2 separate regions of the Homo sapiens genome follow, and region 2 is linked to region 1. A link is a loop called in an ENCODE intact Hi-C map of the cell type or tissue named here. Cell type or tissue: heart right ventricle. All regions are shown on one strand.

Evidence for each region. Peaks named below come from ENCODE experiments on the same cell type or tissue, not always from the same donor. Only the 100,000 strongest peaks of a DNase experiment are listed, where the experiment ranks them.
Region 2: a loop joins it to region 1, with 2.0 times the contacts of the local background. A loop is called at or near these places in 3 of 110 quality-filtered maps.

Annotation. Positions count from the first base shown.
Region 1 is chr5:83,403,141-83,405,640 of GRCh38, forward strand. No RefSeq gene overlaps it. Among named protein-coding and RNA genes, the nearest start is that of VCAN, 67 kb to the right of the region's middle. In heart right ventricle, no CTCF peak of the experiment used is centred here; a DNase peak (open chromatin) is centred at 1,391; H3K27ac peaks cover 1,616 bases.
Region 2 is chr5:83,093,690-83,096,189 of GRCh38, forward strand. The region is part of intron 1 of XRCC4 (X-ray repair cross complementing 4); the gene reads left to right. Among named protein-coding and RNA genes, the nearest start is that of XRCC4, 17 kb to the left of the region's middle. In heart right ventricle, no CTCF peak of the experiment used is centred here; no DNase peak of the experiment used is centred here.

The sequences.
Region 1 (2,500 bases):
AACTTTTGAAAACTAGCCAGGTGTGGTAGAATGTTCATGTAGTCCCAGCTACTTTGGAGGATGAAGTGGGAGGTTTGCTTGATTCCAAGAGTTCAAGGCTACAGTGAGATCAGTGAGATAGGATCAGGCCACTGCAATCCAGCCTGGACAACAGAGTGAGATCATGTCTCTAATAAATAAATGAATAAATAAATAAATAAATATTGATTGATTCATAAATTCATTCAATGAATGTTTATTACATGCCTACTATGTGCCAATATTGTAACTTTACTACTTTCTAGCTGTGTGTACTAGAGCAACTTTCTTTACCTCTCTGAGCTTGGCTTTCTTTATGTAAGAAATAGAAATAACAATATCTACTTCCATCATTGTTGTGAAGAGTAAATTCAATAAGAAGCTTCATAAAGCAGTGGCACAGCACCTGGGGCATATAATAATCTCTCAATAAATACATTATTATTCTCTCAAAAATTGATATGAAAAGGCTTTTGCTCTGAAACAGGGTTCTTTCACGCAGTTTTTCAAACTGTAGATCTTATTTGATAATTGGTGAATCAATTTTTAAATAATTTTTTAAAAGAGAATCAACATCTTAAAAATACCAACATTTCTAAAAAGAAACAGTACAGCATAATAAAATAGAGTAAAGGAAGATATTTAAATAGGATAACGCAGATAAGAGTGCATCATATGTACAAAAACTTTAGTTTCACTTATATAAATACCTACATGTATATGGGTATTGGTTGTATGTAAACCATCTTTCTTACTACAGGCTTCAGTCAAAAAAGTTTGGAAGCTTTTTAATAGTATACGAAGAGTGCTATTTTGGTTCCTTTAAGTGCCCAGAAATAAGAACACTGTTTGTGTTTGTTATGATGTGGCAGAAATAGCACACATAAGATTTTAAATAAATCAACACCAAGCTTGCTTCGTGGTTTGGTGGAAGGGGTTAAAACTATTGTCTAAAAATAAGATATCACGATTATTGATAAATTGCATTTCTCTATGCTACTTCTGCTCACTGCCATCCTACAAAATCAAAAAGTTATTTGTAATTTATATGGACATACTGTAACTTTGAAACATTCTGCATTAAACCTGCCTCCTCGTAGGTGAGGTGAAATCCAATAGTCCTCTGTTATTTCTATTATATCTACTGACACAGACTAAAGGGAAGAGAGCTGTCACCAGTCACCTGAAAAACTCAGTGAGTAATTGCCATCTCCTCAGAAGAGTCCCTTGCTCTAAAAGCCTTCAACTCCATATCTGCCGTTAGAGTTTCTTGGGCACATAGGCCTCCTGTCTCTTTTTCCAAATTAAGAGCACTCAACAGAGCTGCCCCACTGGGCACTAATGAATTCTCTGAGACTAATCTACACAGTAATGAGAACTGGAATCTGTCACTCACGCTCCCAGGAGCTAGCAGTTCACACACTGCTACATCATCCTATTAAAATAACTTATTAGCTGTGTTGCTTGTCTGCTACTATTCATCATGAAGGTGTGAGCAGAGACATGTATTTGAACAACTGATGAAATTTAATTTAAATTGTTCTCCATTTTGTTTTTATGGCTGAATGTGTACAAGCAGTAAGGAAATGTAAGCATTTTATACAGGTCATAGGTACCTTAAGGAAGTATCAACAAAATTACTGCTTTTCACCAATTAGATGAAACAAAAAAAGTGAAGTGAGAATCTATATCTCAGTCAAAATATGTGAGGAAACATGTATACCCCCATTCCTTGCATTTTTTTGTCTACCAGGAAATATTTATGCTTTCACAAGAGGCTTTCATTATAGGTATAACATATTATGCCATGAAACCACTGACAAATCATTCTTGGAGCTATACTGGAGAAGATATATTTATATGGAATAATCAGGAGTTGGGTGTAATTTTTATCACAAATCCACCAAATTAAGTAAACATTTCTTTGCTGTTTATTTTTGTCAGTAAAATATCTCAGTAAGAGCATGGGCTTTGACCTTATATGGAGGTTAAGTCCTGGCCCTCTTGTTTGATAGTTGTGTGATCTTAGGGGAAATTATTTAGCTTTTTATCTACATTTATTTCATTTGTAGAAAAATAGGAAGAAAATAATACCTATCCCATACTTGAGGTTGTAGGGAGGATTAAATGTGCTTCAGCAGTGCTTGTCTCATGGTTAAGTCCTCAATAACATCCATTAATATTAGTATAGTCACCATCATAATCCAGTCCTCCTCCACCAAAGAAAATAATCAGCAAGAAATCATTTTGCATTTTTAAAATTTTTTGTCTGCTTTTCATGGAGCTATTTGAAAACTGCAACTAAATAGTGCAGCTCAAAAAATATTGGAAAGCAACATTAAGACTTCTGATCAGCCACCCTGCGGCCTCATTCTCAACCACCTTCACTGCGGAGAAGCATTTCTTACATGCAGTGCTATAGCTCTACCCATCATTAGCTTTATAATTTTGAGCAAGTTTCTTTAACTCTCCGAGTTTCACG
Region 2 (2,500 bases), 310 kb before region 1:
CAACATGCTCCTGAACAACCAATAGGTCAATTGAGGAATTAAAAGGGAAATTAAAAAATATCTTTAGACAAACAAAAATGAAAACACGGTATGCCAAAATTTATGGGATGTTGTAAAAGTTTTGCTTGTCTGGGAAAGTTTTTATTTCCTTCTTATTTTTGAAAGACATCTTTGCTGGGTAAAGTCTTCTTGGTTGGCAGCATTTTTTTACGCCCCATCCCCCGAGCAGTTTGAATATATCAGCCCACTCTCTCCTGGTCTGGGGTTTCTGCTAAGAAGTTTATTGTTATTTTTATTGGAACCCTTTTATGTGTGATTTCTTTATTATCTTTTGCTGTTTTCAGAATTTTTTCTTTCTCTTTAATTTTTGATAGTTTGATAATTACATGTTATCGTCAACTCCTCTTTGGTTTGAATTTGGTTGGAGATCTCCTTTCTTCATGTACCTGGATGTTGGCTTCCTTCTGATTAGGGAACTTTTCATTTGTTATTTCTTTAAATATGCATCTACCTACTTTGTTTTTCTACTTCTTAATTCCTATTATGTATAGGTTAGGTCTCTTGATGGTGCTCCATAATCCCCATAGGCTCCCCTCCCCTCCTTTCCCGTTCCCTCCCCTTCCCTCCCCTCCCCTCTCCTCCCCTTCCCTCCGCTCCCCTCTCTTCCCCTCCTTTCCCCTCCCCTCTCTTCCCCTCCTCTCCCCTCTTCTCCTCTCCCCTCTCCTCCCCTCTTCTTTCCTTTCCTCTTTTTCTTTTTTTCTTTGCTCCTCTGACTGATTTCAAATGTCCATCTAGAAGCTCACTGATTCTTTCTTCAGCTTCCTCAAGGCAGCTGTTCAAGCTTCCTATTTCATTTTTCAGTTTAGTCGTTGTATTCTTCATCTCCTGGATATTCATTTTTTAATTGTTTCTATTTCTTTGTCAAACTTTTCATTTTGTTCATGTATTTTCAAAATTTAATTTTCTATTTATATATTCTTGTGGTTAACTTTTTTTTTTTCCCAAAAGAGTTGAGGTTTCACTCTGTCTCCCAGGCTGGAGACTGGAGTGCAGTGACAAAATCATAGTTCACCATAGCTTTGAATTCCTGGGCACAAGGGATCCTCCTGCTTCAGCCTCCTGAGTTGCTGGAACTACAGGTGTGAGCCACCATGTGCTGCCCATTTAACTTTTTAATAAGGATTATTCTGAAATCTTTTTTTTTTTTTTTTTTTACCATTTTATGGATTCCATTTTCTTTGGGATTCATTGTTGGAGTTTTATTCATTTCTTTTGGAGGTGTCATGATTTCCTGAGTCTTTGTAATCCTGTGTCCTTGTGTTGGTGTTTGCACATTTGTGGAGACAACCACCTTTTCCAGCTTTTACAGGTGTTCGTTGGCAGGGATAGAACTTTACTATTTATTCTAGCCTATACTTCTGGAGGGGCCAGCTAGTAATAACCCTTAGCAGACACAGCTTGCTTTTAGGTTCTGTAGAAAGCTGGCCTGCTACCTTTGCTCTGAATTTTTTTGGGGTAGCTACATAGGTTCTCTTATCTGACAGGACCACCGTCTGAGCTCTGCAATCAGGCCGAGCTGCTGAATGGACACAGAAATTTCCTCTGATCAGCCTTGGCCACAGGGTGTATTCCTTTATTTGAGTTCAGCAGTTGGACAGGGTTGCAGGAGGGTCCTTGAGGTTAAGTGGATTGGGGTGGATGGACCAATTTTTATGTTCAATAGAAATGCTTATTAGAAATGATCAGTGGGGTAGGAAAGTAGGCTTTGAGGCTAGGGACCACTCTGGTTAAACTCCCTCCTATGTCAGAACAAGTGCCTGCCTGTTGTCAAAATCTGCTGAGGATCTGTTGTGGGATGGTGGAGGCTGGCAAGCCTGTCCCAGTTGCTCAGACTGGCTAGTCTTCTGGTAGTTCTCTACCTAGACAGGATTACTCCTGGACTGCAGCAGAGAGAGGCTGTAGCTAAGCAGAGGCCCTTCAGGATCTGCTGTGGATTGGAGGCTAACAAGTCTGTCCCAGTGCACAGATCATGAATCTCCTAGCAGATCTTTGTACTTGCAGGATAGTTCTTAAATTGCAGTGAGAGGGGCTGGAGCAGAGACTGGGCCCCTTCACAGTCTGCTGTGGGACAGGAGCTGGCAAGCCTATTCCGGTATTATTAAGATGGATGCTTCTTTCAGCAGTTCCCTGTCCAGGCAAGATAGTTCCCAGCAAGAGGATTGGAGCTGAGACTGAGCCCTTCCAGGATCTGCTGTGGGATGGAGGCAGACACACCCGTTGCAGTGGTTCAGACTTACACGAATCCCAGAAGTTCTTTGCATAGGTGGGATAGTTCCCTTACTGTGGCAGGGAGGGGTTGGAGCTGAGACTGAGCCCTGTCAGGATCTACTGTGGGATGGAGGCTGAGTCACCAAGCCTGCCTTGGTGACTCAGATATATGAGTCTCCCAGCAGTTCTCTACATGGGCAGGATATTTCCAGGGCTGCCGGACAGAAGTGCT